3 separate regions of the Homo sapiens genome follow, and regions 2 and 3 are each linked to region 1. Evidence: chromatin loops called from intact Hi-C (ENCODE). Cell type or tissue: mammary epithelial cell. All regions are shown on one strand.

Region 1 (8,000 bases):
ACAACAACCAAAAAGCATGACATCGCTATTGGTCTCCAACCCCTGCAAAATTGCTAGCTGAAATCTAAAAAAAGAAAACACGGTGTGATTAAGTGGGATCACAGAAAATTGATTTTTACATGCTCTGAAGTACTGAGATTCAGTCCTAGCAAGAGATTACCAATAACTCAACAGGTATTTATTACACATCTATGTACCCAAGGTGTTTTTTTCTTCCAATTTTTTTTTTCATTTTTATGAGCCGTACTTTAAATGATTCATCATTATCATGCTGGAAAATACATGATACTTTCCCTTGAAACTAAGATCTAATGAACAAATATGGTAAACTCATACCTTACACAAATCCTATTTTTACTGCCAATTGTGAAAAATGACTATCATTCGTAGACTAACAATTCATTGATCTATTTTTATCAATTTTTATTTTATTATCTATTTTTTGATACAGGGTCTTGCTCTGTCACCCAGGCTGGAGTGCAGTGGCCAGATCATGGCTCACTGCACCCTCAACCTCCTGGGCTTGAGTGATCCTCCTGCCTCTGCCTCCCAAGTAGCTGGGACCACAGGCATGCACCACCACAGCCAGCTAATTTTTAAAATTTTTTGTAGAGACAAGGTCTCACTGTGTTGCATAGGCTGGTCTTCAACTCCTGCAATAAAGCAATCCTCCCGCCCTGGCCTCCCAAAGTGTTGGGATTATGGGCGTGAGTCACCACACCCAGGCTTTATCCATTTTCAAAAGGTTATTTCCATCCACCTAAACATAGCCCTTGATAGCATCCTTTGTCAATTCTTCAAAAAGATCTTTCAGGAGCTTGTAGGGGAAAAAAAAAATATGAGAAATAAAGACATTAACAGTTTCTGCAAAGAATTATACAAAAAAAATCTCTTTACTTATGGAGGGAATATGAGAGCACCTCAGAGCTTAGGAGGAGACCAGTCCATTAAAACATCTTTTTAACCGTGGCAAAGCCTATGGTTCTCAAACTTGAGCATGCACCAAAGACCCCTGGAGGGCTTGTTGAAGACTGCTGGGCCTTGCGCTGGGAGTTTCGGATTCAGTAGGTCTGGTGAGGGCAAGATGTGCTGATGCTGTTGGCCTAGGGACCACACATTGAGAATTCCTGCTCTGGGCATCTCCCTTTCTCTCCCCATTGCTTCCCACTTCTCCACCTTGCCAAGATTGCTTCTTTGCTGAATGTCTTCATGACATGCCCCATTCTTCAACACTGTACTTTAAAAATTTTTTATTCCCTAAATCTGGCAATTTTACCAAGCATTTATGATGTCTACTCGCAGTGACAGAAAAATTTCTTCTTTTGGCCATAGTTTGTTTTGCTGGACTTGTTAAAAACCCTGTAGGTCCATACTCTTCAACAATACTTCTCATCTTCCTTCTTTTTGATGTTGCTGTTTCCGGGCATTTGATGTTCATCTTTTGGAGACGTTAACACAGGAGAAAGCATCTCTCTACCACTTGCATTTAGTTCTGAGTGATGGAACTCACCATTTTCCTCACCCTTTCCCTCTGTACCAGTTTTCTTCTAAGGGGCGAAATTGTTGCCAGTGACAGTAACTCTGTGACCTTTCACAACAGGAGTGGGAGATCAGGAAATACTGACAAATAAAATTGGCAGCTCAAGCACTAGCAGAGGGAAGCAGCTGACAAGAGCTAACTGCTTTTACCATCCCTCCAACCATCGCATGAACCATGACGTCCTCCAAGCCATGCCTCCAACTAGACTGCATCCACAGCTGCTACAGTAAGCCACTCTGCTCTCAGCCCAGCTCAGATAGGTTCACAAGACATATAGGGCACTGAACACAGCTTCTAACGCTGAGATTTTTACATAGTCTTCTCCCCAGGGGGAAAAACCTGTGTGGCTCAGAATCACAGTAATGAAGCCAAAATGAAACAAAGACCTGAAATCAATCATGCATCACCACCAGGAGCCTTCGCCTGGAGCCAAAGTGGAGAACCCATCGCATCAGCAATGACTGTGCCAGCCTAGTTCCTTTGTCTCAACACTCTGTATCTTTTTCAATTCCAAGTGACTTTAATGATAACTCTGCAGCAACAGAACTTCCCAGGCTATATTACAGGTATACAGATACAGCTACAGTGTCTCTAACTACAACATGCAAGGCTATTATCAATCTATTTGGAAGTCATAACTAGTCGCTTGTCCAGGGTGTTGTGCTTTACTTAACAAAGGATGCTACAAGCATCACAGACTAAGAAGATTTATTTCAGCTTTTGGCCATTTTGCTACAAAAATAGCCTTGTTAGTACCCTATTTCATAGCCCAGCAATGTCCTCTTCAATTCTGAATCGCATTTGATTTCTAAACAATTCAAGGCTAAATGTGGCCTATTTTCCAACCACATACCACTCAGTAAAAATTATACTCAGCCCCCTCCAAATCTGGTACCAGGTAAACAAGCTACTAATTTCTTTTTATTATTTCTTACCAAGAGGCAACACAAGGCTGGGCATGGTGGCTCGCACCTATTATTACAACACCTGGGGAGGCTGAGGCAGGAAGATTGCTTGAGGTTAGGAGTTCAAGACCAGCATAGGCAACAGAGCAAGACCCCATCTCTCCAAAAACTTAAAAAATTAGCCAGGCATGGTGGCACACTTCCATAGTCCTCACAACTCAGGAGGCTGAGGCAGGAGGATGGCTTGAGCTTATGAGTTCAAGGTTACAGTGAGCTATGAACACATCACTGCACTCTAACCTGAGTGACAGATCAAGAACCTGTCTCTAGGAAACAACAACAACAACAACAACAACAAAAGGCAACACAGGAGTTTTGTTCCTTTAAAATACTGCATCTGAAAAAAATCTAAAATTCCTTTAAACTCGTAATTAAAACTAACTTTTTATTATGATCCTCACAGAAGCAGATAATGTTCTGACTTCTGCCCATCGTGGAAAACACACTAAACTAGGATTCAGACAGGCCATTTGTGTAGCCAGCTGGGAAAAATCAGAACCCTGAAATAAATAACAACTGTTTAACTCAGCTTTAGTTATTACTTTTGAGCAGATCAAATACATGAGCTCAAGGATCATCCTCAAAGTAAGTCATAGTTCAGAGTTTTTTCAACACTGATTACAAAACCTCATTTTTGAAACTACGTAACTTCTTTGAAAGATAACAGATTTTTCTTAACTTACGACATTATACACTGTGCCGCATATAAAGAAACTTTAAGATTCAAAATACACTCATTTCTAAGGCTATCCTCTGGAACTGGTTAATACAGAAAGCAAGCAGAATACACTGATTAATAATTCCTTAAACATGCACGTACAGCACCTTAAAATGAGGAGCACAATTTACAACCCTGTGTTGGAAAGTATTTGTGTGCTTAATATTCTGTTCTCTCAGGCAACTAATTTTCTCCCCATTTATTACAGGTAGATGTTGCATTCTTGGGTAATCCCTGTTGAAAGTATTCAAAATGTGTAGAAAAGCATGCCCAAGAAAGATAATAAATATTCATGGTATACTGTTTCATAAATAAGCATCTCAGACTGACTCAGGTCTATCACTGAAAAACAAGAGATTATAACCCAGGGCAGAGAAAATCTGAAAGTCTGGGATTCTAGTCCTGGCTTAGTTATGTGATTTGGAGCAAGTCACTCAACTCTGTGGCTGTTTTCATCTCCTTAAAATGGCATGACTTCGTAGAGATGTTTGAAATGTAAATAATGTTGTATATAAAAATTATTTTTAATCATAGGTAGAAAGGCAGACTATTAGGAAACAAGTTATATAGAAAAAATGTGGGAACACCTTGGCCACCTGACCTTTGGAGGTTTTCACTAATAGGCCATGATCATGGGACCAATCACTGCATGAGTCATAGAGCTTGACACAAACAAAAAATTACGTCCACAGATTTCTCTCAAACCCAACCAAGTATGTTAAAAATATATGCCACGGGTCACTATGGTGACAATGCACATGACAACAAAATCTAACCTCATCACTAGAACAATTCAGTGGTACGATTTTATATTCAACAGACATTACATTTTCTATACTTCTACGGGTGCAGCCCACAGGGAAGGGAAGTGCAGCCTGGGAAGTCCCTGTAAGCACACACACTGCTGCATGAGAGCCAGGGGTGACTCAGAGGCATGCTGGGCCAGCTTCAGCACTCTCCCATCCCATCATCTCCACTCCTGTAAGCACACACACTGCTGCATGAGAACCAGAGGCAACTAAGAGGCATGCTGGGCCGGCTTCAGCACTCTCCCACACTACTGCATGAGAACCAGGGGTGGAACATCCCTGTGAGCACACACACACTGCTGCGTGAGAACCAGAGGCGACTCACAGGTCTGCTGGGCTGGTTTCAGCACTTTCCCGTCCCATCATCTACACCTGCTCTCCCTCTACCATATTCCTGATTATGAACAATTGATATGTTCTCAGTCTTAAAGTGCCATGTAAACTTAGCTTCAAGTCCCCTTTTCCAACTAGATTCATGCCCACCCACCTCCCTTTGATAAAGAAATCTGGAGTTTCCATTGATAAGGACTATAATTTTAAAAGCAACCCGTCATTACACTTCGTATGGGAAACAGGGGCAATCGCACTTTGGGGGAAGGAGGTGCTGCCCCATTCAGCACCTATTTAAGACAGAAAATAAGCAGATGCATGAGTGGGAGTCCCTCTACAATGTGACCAGAGCAGGGAGCACTTCACCAAGAGCTTCTATGTATTTCAGAGTAAACGCACTCATTGGTATAAAAAAAAGAGCCCTTCTGTCAGCTAGGCCCCTGAATGAATGACAGACACTCCTGATAATATTTTCTAGAAAGCGTGGCTTCTCTCCAGCAGCTCCAGGCCATCACTTATTTCTCATTTTGACAAAGTAGCATCCAACTTCAGGCACGACTGTATATATAACTCCACATGCAGCTGAGCCATCATAAACACGCCAAGTATAAAGGCATGTCAAAAAGACATTTTACTTCCCCAAAGCATGGCCCCAAGAAGCCATTATTATAATAGAGTATGAATTTCTGCTGCAGGTTATTAGCCTATAATACTAACAATAAAGTCCTGCTTAGGACATAAAGGCTTACACTGGGACATGAAGTAGTAAGACACAATCCACTGACTATTTTAAATTTGCTGTACACCTAAACCATCTTCTCCATTATACCAATCTGTGTGTGTGTGTGTGTGTGTGTGTGTATACACACGTCCTCTTTCAGTAGAACATAAACTCTGAAGATGAGGTAAAATACAATACAGCTGCTGCTGCTGATGAGCTGTCTGAGTTTCTGCAGACAATCTGCAAAAAAATGGAAGTTCTCAAGGCCCAGTTGCTGGTGTCTCTTTTGAGGCCCCAAAACTTGGTTGATTTATCTTATTGGCACTCTGCATGAATCAAGAGTAGGCTCAAAGGCAAGCCTTATCTCCTGCGAACACAATTCCATACAGGTCTCAACTCAATATTTAAATTTGTTTGGAACTGGCTACAAATTTGGAACTTCCTCAAATGATATTAAAAGCTCTACACAAAAGGTATGCAGAAGCAGTTACTGGTTTTTCAAGAACAAAGACAACTGCAAAAAAGCAACAGTTCTGTAAATGGAGCTGTAGTAAATGTTGAGACAGCAATAACAAGGTAACAAATAGAGCAGAGGATGACCTTTTTGTAAAAAATTGCTGCCTCAATATTTCACTATTTAAAAAAAAGATTCCCACAACATGATCTTCTGAGAGAAAGAATCCACTGCTGTGTTTGAAAGAGGAGTTGGTTCTGGTGGTGAAAGGACTGGGAATGTCGATTAAGATATGCAAGACTATCTAACACAAAGTCCAACATTTGCTTCAGCAACACCCAGTCAGCTCCTGGAGGGTGAAGTCCTGCTCTCTAGCTGTATCCAGGGCTCTTTTCTTGTGGCATTTTAAAAAATGTAGCAGTAGTTGCGTCTGTGGCTTTCTCTGCTGCAGAGGTCCTCACCAACCACTCAGAGCTGGGTGATTTGGGGGCTTGTGATGCTGGTGTGGTTGGCTCCACTGCATCCATGTGAACTAGTAAGGTTACAACAGAGAGGAGCAAAACATCAAGGGGAGATAAATTAGAATAAGACAAATTAGAATGAGAGATACTTAGAAAAAAAATTTTCTTAATCCTTATACTTCATGTCCTAGTAACCCAAGTGGCCACGTAAGGTATCTCTTTCTTCTCTACAAAAAAGTAAAGACAAGATTTAAATAAGATAGTATTTCCTAATCTGAGAAAATGGGTTCAACTGAACAAATAAATTCAGTAGCACGCATTCATAATGTAGTAAAAATCACTTATTACGTACTTATGTGTGTATTGCTTAAACAATGAATACTCATGATCTTGTTAATGCAAACCCTTACTCATAGATGCTCATAGAGATGACTCATAGTGATCTCCACTTTCTAGATCAGGGAGCTAAGGTATACAGAGATCAGATAAATTGTTCAGGGATAAAACAGAGCTGGTTAAATATCAAGATTCAAGCACACATACTGGACTCTAAACCCCACGCTCTTCCTGCCACAACCCATGCCTCCGATAGGGCAGTGTTACCAATAAATATATACCATACAACAAGGAAAATGGTAGAAAAAGAGCACAATCAGGCCCAATATTTTTCAATAAGATCACTAAAGACATTCTGGACAGGAGACATGGCTTGTGCAGGGCTGTCTTGTATACTTCAGAACACTTACCGATCTGGATCCTATCTGCTGAATGCCAGGAACACTCCCCAGTCATTGTGACAAACAAACATTTACTTCACATTTCCAAATGCCCCTGAGTGGAGTGGCACAAACCACCATCATCTCTACCCACTCTGCTGAGAACAAATATATACTAAAATATGGCAAAATCTAGGGAAGTTTGGATTTTACCGTCACCCAATAATTCCAGTCCCAGAAACGTAACCTAAAACAGTAATTTTCAAATTGTGGATCACAAAATCAATTTAGTGGGTCATGGCCATTACTTTTTTTACTCAATGAAAAAAATAGAAAGTATCGGCATGTACCCAAGATTTATTTCAGATTTACATGTACAACCAACGCACATATTCAAACATGAATTTCTTATTGTGGGCTAATGTAAAAATATCTTGAAAGCTGTTACTCTATATACAAGAGTTTCTTGAGGGCAACAGCTTTCAAACATTTTGGAACGTCACCACAGCAGCAGGAAATACATTTGACAACTCAAATCTCTCTCTTTTTCTCTCTCATACACACACACTCACAACAAACTCAGGCACATATACTCACTCATATTTAACTGGTAATAAATTTCAAAAAACTGTACCTACATGGTCACCAAACTGCAGTGAAAAAAGCACTACCCTAGAAAAACTTTTTTGCTATTTTTTATTATAGTAAAATATACATAAAATTTGCTATCTTATCCATTTTTAACTGTACAGTTCAGTCGCATTAAGTACATTCACACTGTTGTATAACTGTCACCACTATTTATCACCAGGACTTTTTCATCATCTCAAATGGAAACTCTGTACCCATTAAACAATAACTCCCCCCATTTCCCTCTTCCCCTAGCCCCTGGCAACCACTATGTTCCTTTCTGTTTGTATGAAGTTGACTATTCTAGTAGCTTATAAAAGTGGAATCACACAATATTTCTCCTTTTGTGTCTAACTTATTTGACTTAGCAAATGTCTTCATCCAATTTGTAGCACATGGCAGAGTTTCATTCTGAATAAGAAAGGCTTTCAAGCTACATAATATTCCATTGTATATATACGGCAAATTGTGTTCATCCATTCATCCAGCAATGGACATGTGATTTGTTTCCACCTTGACGACTGTGAATAATGCTGCTGTAAACAAAGGTATGCAAAAATCTATTTTGAGTCTCTGCTTTTCATTCTTTTGGGTATATGCACAGAAACAGAACTGCTGGATCATATGGTAGTTTTGTGTTTAACTTTTTGAGGAAC
Region 2 (8,000 bases), 150 kb before region 1:
GCTTCTATTCTGCAATGAACCTCCTCATGTCTCATGCATCCTTTTTCTTCTCTGGAATTATTTCCTTAGAATCAGCTGTCCGAGGAGAAATGACTAAGTCAAAGGCTCTGAATGTTTTATTAGGGCTCTTTATTATTTGCACTGTTTGTAAAAAATGTGAATCCCATCTTGGGTAATACTTTTGTGCATTTCTGAGCTCCTCCTTGCACCTTAAAATTTCTGGATATAGATTCTTCTCTCTCATGCCCCGTGAACCCAGAAAAATACTTCTGGTGGCACTGGGCAGGAGTGGTGGATGCTAGTAGATTATCCCTCATTGGGGAGGAGTGGCGGATACTAGTAGATTATCCTCCATTAGCTGGGCTATAGCTTGGCAGGGGCACCAGCAGGAGCCCACACCCTCCCCCAGGGGGTGCATGTGGAGGAGAGGGGGTTCAGGGAGAGAGTCAACCTTCCCTGAGGATCCTCAGAGGAGCTCCTAGTGGCCATCAAAGGCCCAACAAGGCCCCTTTCCCTCCTCAGGAGAGATGGAAATCATGGGGGACAGACAGTGAGGGAGCATAAAGTTGGACAAGAGAATAAGAGTGAGTTAAAACCCACAGGAGAATCCAGCCTCGCAGAACAATTGCAGGACCATGCGCTGATGGGGCTGGACAGGAGTGATTATTTATTCATGCATTGCTTGTTCTCCATTTCCTAAGGGACCTGCCCCCTCCCCTTGAAAGGCAGGCAGCACCAAGAGGATAGGATGAGTCTGGAGTTAGCACAGAGTGGGGAGGTCTAAAAAGAGGGTGCACACATGGGGCCATGTGAGGTCAGTGGGGTCACGTGAGGTTGGTGGGGCCACATGGCCATGGGCCAGAAGGGCAGGCTGGGGCTAGAAGGAATCAGACTGTGGGTTTCAATGACAATGTTCGTTCTGTCATCCTAGAGTCAGGATAACATAGAGCACAGGCTTTGGGGCTAGAGTCTCTGGGGTAGTCGTATAATCTGAGCAAGTCTCTGTCGCAGTCTCCTTATCTGTAAAATGGGAGAGAGAGAGTACCAGCCTCCTAGAGTGATTGTGAGATTAAATGGGTTCATAGGAGAAAACACTTAGACAAGCACATCCCATAAACCTGCTCCTCCCTGCACCACAATGTAGGAGTCAATGCTTTGCTGTAGACACAGCCAGGCAGAGAAAGGGTAAGGAGGGTCAGCCTGTGCTCTCTGCACCATCACTCATGAACCCAGAAAATGCCCAGAGAGAAACCCTAGCCCCTTCTCTGACTCTTCCACCCATTCATTCACCGATCCATTTGTGGTGATGATGAGAAAGGGCTGTGGAGCAGGTCATGTCAATGACAGCCATTCCTTCAACTTCTACCTCCAGCTCCCCATGGCTCCCTCTGGGCATTGCAAGGAAGAAGCAAGTTCCAACCTCCACTTGGCTGGAGCCCAGAGAGTCCCCTGCAGCCCCTCAAGGTTGGGGGGAAGAGATTGCGGAAGAGGGTCATCTGATCCTCTGCACACCAGACACCTGGGGCCAGGGTGGGGTGAGAGAGAATACTATTCACCATGCCTCATTTTCTGATTGGAGCAGGAGGCTGAGGGTGCAGCAGGAAAGTGTTGATGAGGAAGATGGGGAACTAACATCGAATGATTCCCTCCTATGTGTTGGACCCTGTGCTGGGTGCTCTGATGTATACAGTCTCACATATACATATATTATCCCCACTTTACAGAGAAGAAAACTGAGGCTCAGAGAAGTTAGGCAGCTTGGCCACCCTTGAGCATTTATTACTGCCCAGCATTGTACTGTCCAGTGAGGGGGACCCAGACAGGACAGAATATCTGATTTTTCTTTTTAAGTGGTGTCCATTAGAGCAGGAGAAATGACTGGCCTGGGAAAGTCTTGCAAATGATCCACATTGATACAAGCTAGAGTGCTCAGTGACATGGCTTGGATGGAGTACTGTGGGGACGTGGCAGACGAAACAAGTGACTTGGGCCCAAGAGGGAGTGGTGAGGCTTGGGCTGAGTCTTGAAAGTTGGGAACCATGTGGATGGGCAATGGGGAGTGAGGGAAACATGAGTGGTGAAAGGGAGAAGGGCGTGGTAAAAGTCTGCCAGGGTCCTTAACACACACAAACTCAGTATTTCGGGTCCCAAGCTGCCCTATAGAGCAGCATCCCCAGCCCTGGTAGCTGTCCCTATCTTTGTCCTTAACTTCTCTGAGCCCTACTTGGGTCTCTACCGCCTCTGGCCACCTGGCCCCGGCTTCAGACTGCAAGGAAGGCTGCCTGGAAAAGACCCATCCGAGGAGGAAGGTATACCCAAAGGGTGACATCTTTCCAGGGGAGACCCTAGAGAATAAAACAAACACGGATTTCAAATTCTCTCCTCCTTGGCCCGTGCAGATAAAGCCCAGGACCGGCCGGGCATGGTGGCTCATGCCTGTAATCCCAGCAATCTGGGAGGCTGAGGTGGGTGGATCACCTGAGGTCAGGAGTTCGAGACCAGCCTGGCCAACATGGTGAACGTTCATCTCTACTAAAAATACAAAAAATTAGCCGGGCGTGGTGGTGGATGCCTATAATTCCAGCTACTCAGGAGGCTGAGGCAGGAGAATCTCTTGAACCCAGGTGGTGGAGGTTGCAGTGAGCTGAGATCGAGCCATTGCACTCCAGCCTGGGCAACAAGAGCAAAACTCATTTCAAAGAAAAAAAAAAAAAAAAAGCCCAGGACCTACCTACACAAATGAGGCACACTCTTCCACCCCCGAGACCCCATGGGTTCTTGTGGGTCAGCCCCTCACCTTATTCTGGTCCCTCAGAAGCCTTTGGCCTAAGACACTGAGCACAGAACAAGGGACTGTGGTAAGAGTGTCTCCCATTTGGGTCACAATGTTGGATGAATCCCTCACCCCCGGGACCTCAGCCTTTACATCTGTAAAATGGGACTAATGCACTTGTCCTCCCCCTTCAGAGTGCAATGGTGAGATAGGTCCCTGGAAAAAGGCTGCTGCTATGTGAGCCTGGCTTCATCGCAGGAGCACTTGCCATGTCCCTGGCATCGTACTAGGCAGTGGAGAGAGCAAATATGAACAGAAAACAGCCTCTGCTGTCAGCAGCCCCACAGCCCAGTGGTAGGGGCAAGCAAGTAACACTAATGACAGGCACATGGAGAGGTGAGGGTGGAAGTGTGGGTGGGGGGGGGGGCGGGTAGAGGACCCTGGGGGCCAAGGAAGGGCTCACAGAGGAGTTGGCCAAGCAGATTTCCCGGGGGTGAGGAAGGGCATTCCAGATGGAGAGGTCAGGGTATGTGGATGCAAAGCAAGGGAGCAGGACCAGCCACACAAAGCTCAGCAGGGAGGCAGCAGGACCCAGCGGGGCTGACATAGGCTTGGAGTCAGGCTGCTAGGGTTCAAACCCCTGCAATGTGTGACCTTTTAGTTTTCTTTTCTTTTCTTTATTTTTATTTTGAGACAGGGTCTCGCTCTGTTGCCCAGGCTGGAGTTCCATGGCTCCACCATAGCTGACTGCAGCCTCAGCTTCCTGGGCTCGTGATCCTCCGGGTTCAGCCTCCTGAGTAGCTGGACCACAAGTACACACCACCACATCTGGATAATTTTTAATTTTTTTGTAACTAACATAGTGAGACATAGCGTCTCACTATGTTGCCCAGGCTGGTCTCAAACCCCTGGGCTCAAGCGATCCTCCTGCCTTGGCCTCCTGAAGTGCTGGGATTACAGGCATGAGCCACCACACCCAGCCCTTACAATCTGTGATCTTGGACAAGTCACTAATCGCTCTGTGCCTCAGTTTCCTCATAGGCTCTCCTGTACTTATAGTTTCTTCTCTTGTCCAGATAAAATGAGTTATATGCACAAAGCACTTAGAACAGTGCCTGGCACATGCTTAGCGGTTCATAAATGATGATGATGATGAAGTGATGGGGCTGGAAGGCCTAAATAAACCCACACAGAGGCAGGCAGGGCGGGAACTGTAATCCCCGAGTCTTAGGGGATGGTAATGGCTGGCGAACCCAAGACATACAGGGTGAACCTTAAGTCAGGCGGATTTGCAGAGATGAGGGCCTTTCAGCTGCCCATCGGTTTCAACAGCACATCAGAGAAAAAAGTGGTGGGGTTGGGGACTGTAAAAACAGCTGTCTCCTAGCTAAACTCCCTCCTTTGAGGTTAGAACCAGGAGGGCAAGCCCTGAAACCTCACCAAGATAAGGGGGTGCTGCCCTCTCCCCAGCTCTATCCAGGGGCTGTTTCAACTCCCGGACTCTCCGGGACAATGGCACGCTCGTGAGAGAGGCCGCAGAGCGAGGCAGCTTTTCTCACAAGAGCAATGGAGAGAGAGAAAGCCAAGGTCTAGGGTGCCTCAGAGGGCAAAGGTCCGTGGCCACGGGACGTGCCTGTGCCTACCCGGCGACCCTGCGCGCGGCCCGCAGGAGCGCGGCGATTCGGGGCCGTGTGCCACCAGAGGGCGCGCTGGATCTCAGAGTGTGCGGAGCGCTCAGCGAGGGGCGCGCGGTGGGAACTAGGAAGGGCGGACGGTGCTCGCCTGTGTGCGCGTGGGGGCGGAGGGAAAGAGGGGAGAGAGCCCGCGTTCCCAGAAAGCCCGGAGTTCGAGGGTTAGGGCTTTCCAATCAGCTAGCTCAGAGCAACCGGGGCCGAGGACATAGAAAAGTTACACTAGTAATATCAAACTTACACAATACTCACCATGTGCCAGGCACTGTTATCCAATCCTCACCAGAAAGCCAGATGTTATTATTGTCTCCACTTTATAGTCAGAGAAACTTGAGCTTCCCTGCGCCAGAGGTCCCACACCTGGCTGGGGCTAAACCTGGGATTTGAAGGCCCAGGGTCTGGCTCCAGGGCCTGTGCCCCCAACCGGTGCCCTGTAATAATACTTCTCTAGTAATCTAGTCTCCCAGGTCCGCTTGAGGCTTGATCACTTTCTCACTAGCAGCTCCCTGGTTAAGGTAGCTCAACCCTTTCCTGCAGAAGAGTTGAGTAGATACGTTCCCGCTTGCTAGGCTGGCATCACTACTGCAGCTGCCCCAAACCTCAAAGACTGCTCAGTGGCCGCCAACAGGTTCTGATTTAATTAACATGTACTGAACACTTACTGCATGCTGGGAACTGAGTTAAGGCATTTACATAGGTTCTTATGCAATGCTCCCAATGATGTGTAAATTACGTGTACTTGTTCTGATTCTCATTTTACACACGAAAAAAGTCAGGCGGGTAAAGGAGGGTAAGTGGTTTTCCTGAGTCACACAGTTCACTCCAGCCTGTGGAGCTCCAACCACCATATTCACTTATCCATTCATTCAACAAATCTACTCTGTGCCAGGCACTGACTCAACAGCGAACAGGACACTTAAAAACCTGTTCACTTGCTTTCTTGGAGTTTGCTTTTTTTTTTTTTTTTTTTTTTTAAGAGACTGGGTCTCACTCTGTCTCCCAGGCTCGAGTGCAGTAGTGCCATCATAGTTCCCTGCAGCCTTGAACTCCTGGGCCCCAGTGATCCTCCCGCCTCAGCCACCCAAGTAGCTGTGACTACAGGCATGAACCACTGCACCCAGTGAAGTTTATACTCTTCATCAGCTATAGAGAGTCCCCCACTGACATTCACCCAGTCCTTGTTTCTTGTTGGTTTATGAGAAGAGGTGAGAAGAGGTCATATGCTCTGAACAGAAAGGAAAACAAGCTTTTTGCATATGGTGGCATACATGAGATAATATTCCTTCACCTTCACCCAGAAGGTGGTATACTGATGGCTGTTATGGGTTGAATTGCATCCCTCGAAAAGATATGCTGAAGTCCTCACCCCCAGTACCTGAGAATGTGACCTTATTTAGAAATATGGTCATTGCAGATGTCAAGTTAAGATGAGGCCATACTGGAGCAGGGCAAGCCCTAACCCAATGCAACCAGTGGCCCTATAAGAAGAGGAGAAGACATGGGGATGACACAGACATGTTACAACAGAGGAGACTGAAGTGCTGCAGCTCCAAGCCAGGAACACCAGTGACTGCCAGCAACCACCATAAGTGAGGAAGACGTAGGAAGAATCCTCCCCAGGGTTTTATAGGGGGCATGGCACTGCCCATACCTTGATCTTGGACTTCTAACCTTCAGAACAGTGAGACAATACATTTATTTATTTTTAAGCCACTCAGTGTGTGGTACTTTGGTATAGCTGCCCTAGGAAACCACTCTAATGATATTAACTTTAATTCTTTTCCATTCATGGGGATGGTGTGCTCCCTCATCCAGGTTCTTTTTCTCACTCCAGCCCCACAGTGGCCAGGGTTGGGGGAATACTGAGGTGATGCACAGGTGCAAAGCTCACCGGCCTCAATGACATCTACCCCCAACCTGTGGTCTCAGCATCACCATCCTCTACCTGACTGAATAGACCCATGGTTACCAGTCAAGATGACAAAGGTGTATTCATCTGGCAGAGGCAAGGCAGACAGCAGGCAGGTGTGCCCAGGGCCCCTGTACCTCACCTGCCAGCCTCACTCAGCACTGCCAAAGCCTCATGTCACTGATGTACTGCCTGTTGATTCCTGCCGAAGGACAGGGCAGAGGGAGAAGCTGCGTCCTGCTAGTCCATCAAGCTGTGTCCAGGTGGTCCATGGTGGCATCAGGTAGAGGCCATCAGCCTTGTGGGGAGTCATGCCTGACCCGGTCTCTCTCCCTCAACAATCACCCCCTAAAGTGCCTCGATACAGCTGTCATTGTACCTGGCTCATCAGAGGGCTTCAGGCTCTGGGAGACAGAATATTGATTTGCTTGGCTTAGGATATTCTGGTTTGAAAATAAACAAAGTGCCAAATCTGAAAACTGGGGAGTGACTCAGTCCCTCATTGTGAAGTTACAGACACTAGTGGCTTCTGCCGTCCTGGTAGGTTGGGGCCCTGGCAACAGTCACTTTGAGTCTCCTGGGCAGCCATGCAAGTGTTTCTCAAACCCCTTCAGCTTGCTGACATTTTTCTGGATGTACAAACATTCGCAGGCATATGTCCTGTCTCTCTAGGAAGGTAGCAAACTTCTCGAGGGCAAGGGCTGTTTTGAATTGTTCTGTGTCCAGCACAGTGTTTTCTATGATCAAAGGAAGCTAGGCACATGGTCCGCCCTACCCACACCCCTGGCTGGCTTGAGGGCGGACATGCTTTAGTGAGAAGTAGAGGTTCCTTCTGGATTGTCCAGCCCAGCTTATGTGGGAGGGAGAGGAGCAGAGATTCAGGGCAGTTGCTCCATGTAGGTGTAGAGGAGCCCTTCATGGGAACCTCCCCCAGGATGGGAATTTCAGAAGTTGGGGCAGGTTGGTGGGTGGCAGCAAGGGAGTAGAGGAAGAAAAGAACGCTCCAGTATCACTCACTAAAAGAATACTTGTCTCCCACAGGAACAGGTACCCAAGAAAAGGAGTGTGAGGTGGCAGAGAGAATAGTAAGCCTGATGAATCTTACTGAATGTAAGCCTGGTTTTCATTAGACCCACCCCAGGCACATGGACCCTACTTCCCCAGTAGTGCAGCAGTATTTTCCTAGCTGCAAAGGCTCTTTCCTTTTCCTGAGTCTTTCCTTCCCTTTTTCCCTTCTCTATTCATTCATCACTAAACAAATCTTTAATGAGCACGCACTCAGAGTCAGGCACTGTTCCAGGTGCTGGGGACCCAGCAGGGAAAAACCAGACAAAATGACCTGCCTCTACGGAATTTACGTTCTAGTGGACGAGGATGCTCTCTGCTTTCCTTTTTCTCATCCTTCTCTTACCACCCACTAGGCTATTGGTAGTTCAGATAAACCCCAACTAGAGAGTCCAAATCTCATTCATTCATTCATTCTAGAGCTGTCCATTAAGTGCCTAGGATGTGCCAGGCACCATTCTAGACCCTGGAGATCTTGAGCATCTCGCAGGAGGCCACACCTTCTTGGGTTAAGGACAGTCTAAAAGAATTACCCCTCCCTTCCCAGACCAGTGCATCCCTC
Region 3 (8,000 bases), 440 kb before region 1:
ACCTGCACGTCCCTTTTGCTGTTGTACCACAAGGATCCACTCTTCTTCCTGGCTGGTGGGGGCTGGGGGTGGGGGAGTTTCTCAGTCCCAAAGCAGAAATGGCAGTGCCTGCATTGTCTGGGAAAGAATCACCTCCTGTTTGTGAGGTTTCCTGGGCTGCCCTCCCTACCCAATTTTCAATAATGTTGCTAACGAGCCAGAGAGAGGAACCAACATAATTCACAGTACACAGTTATTAAAATGAGCAGACCTGCACAAGAAGACACACACATAATGGGCGCTCTAGGTTGAAAAAAAACATACAAACTAACCAGGGCACAGAAGTAAGGGGGTCACAGTTCACTGTTCACTGTGTGTCTTAGATTCAGCTTCCTGAGGAGCAACTCAGAGACAGGGATTTGTAAGCAAATGGTTTAACTGGGAAATGGTCCCAGAGAGCACCATAGAGAGTGGTGAGCTTGAGAGAGAAGGAAAGGAAGCTGGTTACCACTGTAGGAAACTGGAGTTTAATCCTACTGGGGAACTCTGTAAACAGTGCAGAACATGAGTCTCAGCTCTGTCTCTCCAAAGAGTGAGGTAGCTGCGTGTTTATACACCAACTCCCACCAGCCACTGGTGGAGGGCCCCAGGCTGCCTTGAGTTTGTCTCGTGATGGGAGGTTCTGGTGTGCTTTCATGGCCAGAAAAACTTGTGGAAAGGGAGATACAGATGCTGGCTGGTGGAGGTCAGGCCAGCCTGCTCAGAAACAGTACATAGCCAAAGGGTATGGTTGGGGCACTGACAGCTTCTGCTAAATTGTGGGAACTGGTACCTTCCAGATGGTGAGTCATTCAATCCTCATTATAAGCTGATGAGGCAGGTGATGTCCACACTATAGAGATAGGGGAGCCAAGGGGCATACAGTTCTCATGTTTCTTGACTAGAGCATTGTTCTCTAGAGCATAGGATGTTTTTAGCATCCTGGACTTCTTCCGCTAAATGCCAGTGGCACCTTCCCATTCCTCAGTCATTGTGATAACTAATTAGCCATCCAAATTGAATAAAAAAATCCTCTCCCCTCCCAAATGCTGAGTGGAAAGGATCTTCTGTAAGGCAGGTGTTCCATTTAAATCACTTTACATTCTACCCTAGGGTCATGTTTATTGGTTAGATTGAGAATGAGCTAATCTGCAGCAACATAATTGTTGGAGCACCCTTTCCATGTTCTGTGGAATGGGAATTCTTAAACTGAACTCATGGGAGTGTCTGAGGACTGAGTAACAAACGTGTTTAGCACAGTGCCTGGGAGAAAGTAAGTGCTCAGACAACCTCAGCTGTTATTATTGGCTGAAGAGAGCTCTTTTTTTCAACAGCAATGCATTTCTTACCTGTTCCTCATTTCCTCCCCGCTCTCTCTTTTTCCCTGTGTTCCCTGCCCCCATGATACCCCTGTCCAAACTCCTTGAGACCTCTGGGCAGAAGAAGGAACTGATGCTTGCGTCTCTGTTTTCACAAAACAAAGCTGTAGTTATCAGGCCAGAATCATCTCTCAGCTGAGGCTGGAGCAGTCCAGAGAGGAAAAAAGGCCACATGTTGGGTAGAGATGCCATGCTGACAGCTGGGATTCAGCCCTGAGTGTTAGCGAGTGTTGTGTGGGTGCGTTCAGGGGAGCTGGAAGCTCAGTGTGCACAACATGTGCATGCCAGGCCATCCATCTGCACACTCATGAACAGCAATGTCTAAGTAGATGCAGCCTTCACAATCTTTTACCCAGACTTTTGTTTTCTTTGCTGCAAAGCCAGGTCTTTTATAAGCCTTTGGCCATGTTTGGCAATATTCATGTCATGCCTCTTCTAGAACCTGTTCAAGCCCATCACAACGTGTGCTGCCTCTCACTCCAATTTCCCTCTCCCCAAGCATCTTCACCCAGATGGGTTTAGGTTAAAATTGGTAACACTCCTGTGGTGTGTGGGGAAGGGGAAGACATGTGACCAGGGGAGGCCTGGGGCATAACGGCTACTTAAATTCTGCTAATGGAGTGATGGAAGTCCAGCAAGGATGGTGACTGCTTTCTTCCTCACCATAATCCCCATAAGTGTGCACTTTCTTGGGTACTGCATGGCGTGTAGTTGATGGAAGACTCAGCCCTGTAACTTTTGCCTGGGTCAGGCCTGAGTGCATGGGTGGAGGGGAGGGGTCAAGTTTATGAGTTGATTATGAACTGATTATAAGTAGAGCAGCCTCAGCCTGTTTTAGTGCTAGTGGCAACTCCAGGGTCATTCTCAACACTACACCAACGTCCATATCCTCAGGATAGATGAAAGGAGGTGCAAGACCACTATTAGCAGAATTGCTTTTGTGTGTAGGATGGTGGGAGCTAAGAGTGAGTGCATTTGATCTTTTCAAAGTGACACTGTCAAGCTCCTTAGTAGAATCCATAGTCCCAGAAGATGAGGCTTTATTTTGTTGTGCATCTTAGCATGAGAGCAATAACTAGAGTAATAGTAGGATTGAACATGGACTCACCATGTGGCAGGTGCCAAGAACACAGTATTCTGTTCTTCACCACGTATCCACAATATGAATAGCGCTGGTACTCATGTTCCCATTTTACAGATAAGGAAACAAACTCAGGGAAATCAAGGATTTGGCTGATAAGGCCACAGAACTATTAAGAAACACAGCAGGGATTAGAATCATCTTTTGGAAATACAGTTAGATCATAAAAATAAGACCTAGTATTCCATAGTACGGTAGGGAAATTATAGTTAACACTAATTTATTGTATTTTCAAAATGGCTAGAATAATTGCAATGTCCCTAACAAAAAAGATGAATGTTTGAGGTAATAGCTCAATTACTCTGATTTGACCATTACATTGTGTACATGTGTCAAAATATCACATGTACTTCCAAAATTTGCACAACTATTATGTAACAGTTTAAAAAGTTATAAAAGAATGATCTTTTAGACACCTAAGGCTCAGCACTGTTGATATTTGGGGATAGATCATTTTCTGTTTTGGGGGGTGTCCTGGGCATTGTAGGATGTTTAACCACAACCATGTCCCCCATCTGCTAGATGCCAGGATTACTTTCCCTATACCCACCAATTGCGAAAACCAGAGATGTCTCTCTCCAGACATTGCCTGGGTTGAGAACCACTAACCTAGTCCTTTCCATCTCACACTTCTAAAAAGAGCACGGTTGGAGAGTGGCCTTCAGCCTCTACCTCTGGGTCACATGCAAGGCCCAGTCTACTGGTTTCCCTTTCAGCCTCTCCTGACTCCACTCTTCACTAGGCCTGTGTCAATTAATTCATTCATTCATTCACTCATTTATTCAATGACTACTTATTAAGCATCTGTGCTGCACCAGGAGATAGAAATAAACCATAGAAGCTCCTGCCCTCCTGGAGCCTATATTCCAGTGAATATATAAACAGTTCATAATCAACTCATACACTTGACCCCCTCCCCTCCAACCTGTGCACTCAAGCCTGACTCAGGCAAAAGTTACAGAAAGTACCTAATAGATATTAATGTAGCTATGCTAACTCATGTCATTCTCACAGCAACCATTGTTATTTGCTTTTTTTTTTTTTTGAGACAGAGTCTTTCTGTCACTCAGCCTGGAGTGCAATGGCATGATCTCCGCTCCCTGCAACCTCCGTCTCCTGGATTCAAGTGATTCTCCAGCCTTAGCCTGCTGAGTAGCTGGGGCTTTAGGTGTGTGCCTCCATAACTAGCTAATTTTTGTATTTTTAGTAGAGACGGGGTTTCACCATGTTGGCCAGGCTGGTCTCGAACTCCTGACCTCAAGTGATCTACCCACCTCAGCCTCCCAAAGTGCTGGGGTTACAGGCATGAGCCACCACACCCGGCCCTGTTATTTGCATTTTATAGGTGACCAGTCCAAGACACAGAGAGGTTAAACAACTTGCTGGAGGTCACACAGCTGGGAAGCAGTGAAGTTGAGAGTGAAACCCGCGCTGTTGGGCCCCACACCCATGCACCTGACCACTGTACTCTCCTGCCTTTCCAAACCTGGGTCTTCATTCCACAGCCCCTTCCAACTGCTTTGGATATTGTCCCACATCTGTCCCAGTGACATTTTAGACTCATAGGTAAATCTAAACTTGCCATCTTTTACCTCAAATAGCTGTCCACCTTATCTCTCCCCATGGAATCATCATTGTTCCTGTCAACCAGGCTCAAAATCTTGGTGCCATCTAGAAATCATAACCTCCATTCCCCGTAACATCTCCATTCCCAGGCCCTGCTGGTTTTTAATACGAATCTCTCGTCTTCATCCCAATGACCCAGTGAGGCAAGACTATTGTATCTTCTCTTTGTAGATGAAGAAATGGAGGATGAAAGAGGTCACGCGCCTTGCCCAAGATCACACAACTACTAAAGGTTAGAACTTAACCATGTCCTCTGATCACGAAATTTGAACAAGGAACTAATTATTTCGTGTAAAAAAATCTTGTCTCTGCACCTACCTCAAGAGCTCCTAGAAGCAAAGGCCATGACAGTGCTACATCTGCATCTCTTATGTAGAGTCTAGCATTTGTGTTGACTGGAAGAACCAGAGCTATGAAGGCCAAAGTTAGAAAGATGTAACCCAAGATGTAACCCAGACTCAGCGTCCTAAGAGTTGATGCTCTGGAAGTCCACTAGGTGGCAATGTTTCCTCCATGTAGGAGGCCATCCCAAAGCCAAAGTGCAGGGTGCTACTGAGAGGCTAGGTTGAAAGTGACCACAGCATTTGGATTTGAGGTGGTTTCCAATGAGACACACACACACCATGTTTAGAATCTTGCTGGGCATTCAAACACTGATGAAATCTTGGGGACTGTTATTAGGCAGTGGTAGAGCATAGACAAGATTTGTTTTCTAGTCTAATCCTTGACATTACCGAACAAGATGACCCTCAGGGAGTCTCAAGCTCTCTCAGCTTTTATTTTTATCATCTGCAAAGTAGGGATAAGAATATATGCTTGCTTTCGGCTAGGCACGGTGTCTCACGCCTGTAATCCCAGCAATTTGGGAGGCCAAGGCAGGTGGATCACTTGAGGTCAGGAGTTCGAGACCAGCCTGGCCAACATGGCGAAACCTCGTCTCTACTAAAAACACAAAAAAATTAGCTGGGCATGGTGGCGCACACCAGTAGTCCCAACTACTCAGGAGGCTGAGACAGGAGAATCGCTTGAATCTGGGAGGCAGAGGTTGCAATGAGCCAAGATCACACCACTGCACTCCAGCCTGGTGACAGAGTGAGACTCCATCTCAAACAAAAACCCCAAAAAACCCCCAAAACACAAAAATTAGCCGGGTGTGGTGGCAGGCACCTGTAGTCCCAGCTACTCAGAAGCAGGAGAATCGCTTGAACCTGGGAGGTGGAGGCAGTAGTGAACCGAGATCACGCCACTGCATTCCAGCCTGGGTGACAGAATGAGACTCCATCTCAAAAAAAAAAAAAAAAAAAAAAAAAAAAATCTGCTTGCTTTCACTCACAGACAGGGCCATTATGAGGCTTAAGTTGAATACATGTGAAACTAGAGATGGCTTTACAGATGTAGTTTATTATAATTATGGATGTTATGAAATTAACTTACCCATTAGTTCAATAATTTATTTTGTAGAAAAGCATTACCTAAAATCTTGCTATTCAAAGTGTGGTCCACAGACCAGCAGAACTGGCATCACCCCAGAACTGGTTAGAGCTATAGAATGAGTCTGCTGTGGACTGAAAGTTTGTGCCCCGCCTCCAGCCAGGATTTCTATGTTGAAGCCTGAATCCCCAATATGATGGTGTTTGAAGTTGGGGTCTTTGGGAGGTGATTAGGTCATGAGGGTGGGATCCTCAGAATGGGATTAGTTCCCTTATAAGAGGAGACATGAGAGAGATGATCTCTGTTCTCTGCCACATGAGGATACAGCAAGAGGGTGGCTGCCTATAAGCCAGGAAGCAGGCCCTCTCCAGATATGGAATCTGCTAGCACCTTGATCTTGGACTTCCCAGCTTCCAGAACCATTAGAAATAAGTGTTGTTTCAGCCACACAGTCTGTGGTATCTGTTATAGTAGCCCAAACTGACTAAGGCAGAACCTCATCCTAGACCTTCTGAATTGTAACACTGTGCATTTTAACAAGATCTCGAGGTAATTTGTATGCACAGTAAAGTCTGATATTAGTTAGAAAATGATTAGTTTTAGCGAATTAATAAAATAGCAAGAAAAACAAGCTCTGGAGTTGCTTGGGTGTTAATACTGATTTTGTTCAATTCAGTGACCCCCATAATATGAAAAGTGGCTGCTATGATGAGCCTGAATCTTGTTAAGCAAATTGTTTGCAAAGCTTAAAAAATGTGTCTGTATCCAAGTTAGGTTCTAGCGGGTGACTTGAAGTTGAAACAAAACATTCCCATATTTCAATCAGTCAGGATAGACTAGGTTATGCTGCAGTAACAACCAACCTGGCATTTCAGAGGCTTTAAAAGCCCCGGGTGTGTGTGCATCACAGGTGGGTAGGCGGATTCTACTCAGTCCCTCAGGGGTCCAGGCTAGTAGAGCAGCCACCACCCCAAATACTGCAGCGAAGAGAGCTCTGGGGTGGGGGGTCTTGCACTGGCAATTACAGTTCAGCTCGTATTTAACACACAGCACTTCTCCCACAAGCCATTGGTCAAAACTAGTCCCTTGACCCCATCTGCCCACAGCAGGGCAGGAAGCGCAATCGTATCCTGTGCTTAGAAGGTAAAGAGATAGAGCTATTCGGTGAACAGCACTAATAACTGCTACAAAGGTTATCACTGAGTTGGTTGGAACAGCAGCTCCCAGAACTGGGTGTACAGAAAAATTGACTAGGGCTAGCTTGTAAAATGTACAATTCCAGAGCCCCACCGTAGGGACTCTGAATCAGAATCAAGGAATCAAGTGCACCAGGTGGTTCTGATGCACTCTCTCCACAGACCAGGCTTTGGAAGCCCCTGGCTTTGAGTCCTCCTATCCCTTGATCCCATATTGAAGTTTCCTAGCACGCCATAACAAATGACCCCAAACCTAGTGCCTTCAAACAGCAGATATGTCTTCTCTCCCAGCCTCTTTTGGCTGCCGGGGCCTCGGCACTCCTTGGCTTGTAGCTGTGTAACTCCCTTTTCTGCCTATCTTCACGTGGACTTCTGCTCTGTATGTCTGTGGCTTTTCTTTTTCTGTGGATTATAAGGGGCAATTGTCATTGGATTTAGGGCCCACCTGGGTAATCCAGGATGCTCTCATTTTACGATCCTTAATTACATCTGCAAAGGCCCTTTTTCCAGATAAGGTCACATTGGGGGAACATACCTTTTGAGGGGTGTCATTCAATCCACGACAAGCACTCACAGTCACAATGAATCCAGTCTTTGCCCCTTCTGTCTGAACAGCAAGGAGCGGGCTTTGAGAGCCTCACACCACAAGGGGTCAGGCAAGCCTCATGTTTCTGCGGCTTGGGGCCCTCGGCGCCCCGCAGTCCTTTCCCTGTTGGGAAATGCTCCATGCTCCCCTGGTGGGGGTCAGTCTGGGTGAGCTGCCAGCTGGGATCCCGGACCCAACAGCCGATTTTCTCCTCATCTTCCCACAAGAAATAGAGAGATTGCTTGCTAAGAAAGCACCTCCATTTGAGCAGCATGCTCTGAAATCATTGCAGGAACTTAGATATTTCAGCAGCCTCCGACCCATCCAGGACCTGTGTGCTGATGGCCTCCCCTGCCTCAGCTGTGAGGGCTGTGTTCTTGAAAGCTCCCAAGGTTGGAGAATTCCAGGTGGATGGTCATAAGACATTAGGAGGAAAATAGGTGTGGGCATTCAGGTAATCAGACGAACGCTTATTTTCATGTTCTCTAAAAGATGATAGTAATGACCACACATTAAATAGAACACTTCAATGTCATTTGACACATCTTGAATAATAATAATGGCTCCTCAACAATTATTTTTCATTTAAGTAATTCCTGTGCTCTTCAGAAACATTTTAGCGC

The links. Peaks named below come from ENCODE experiments on the same cell type or tissue, not always from the same donor. Only the 100,000 strongest peaks of a DNase experiment are listed, where the experiment ranks them.
Region 2: it touches region 1 in a loop (2.1-fold over the local background); 7 of 110 quality-filtered maps call a loop at or near these places.
Region 3: it touches region 1 in a loop (5-fold over the local background); 3 of 110 quality-filtered maps call a loop at or near these places.

What each region holds. Positions count from the first base shown.
Region 1 is chr14:76,199,760-76,207,759 of GRCh38, reverse strand. GPATCH2L (G-patch domain containing 2 like) reads right to left here. Exons shown (of 10, transcript NM_017926.4): 10 at 1-6,069. The coding sequence ends at 5,909. Among named protein-coding and RNA genes, the nearest start is that of GPATCH2L, 52 kb to the right of the region's middle. RefSeq lists an enhancer at 4,037-4,466. In mammary epithelial cell, no CTCF peak of the experiment used is centred here; DNase peaks (open chromatin) are centred at 4,179 and 6,419; H3K27ac peaks cover 2,871 bases.
Region 2 is chr14:76,349,425-76,357,424 of GRCh38, reverse strand. It overlaps a transcript of ESRRB not described here. Among named protein-coding and RNA genes, the nearest start is that of ESRRB, 23 kb to the left of the region's middle. RefSeq lists an enhancer at 4,189-4,378. In mammary epithelial cell, a CTCF peak has its summit at 4,463 (motif pointing right); no DNase peak of the experiment used is centred here; H3K4me3 peaks cover 286 bases.
Region 3 is chr14:76,644,553-76,652,552 of GRCh38, reverse strand. No RefSeq gene overlaps it. Among named protein-coding and RNA genes, the nearest start is that of VASH1, 110 kb to the left of the region's middle. RefSeq lists an enhancer at 4,533-4,827. In mammary epithelial cell, CTCF peaks have their summits at 4,663 (motif pointing right) and 7,431 (motif pointing right); no DNase peak of the experiment used is centred here.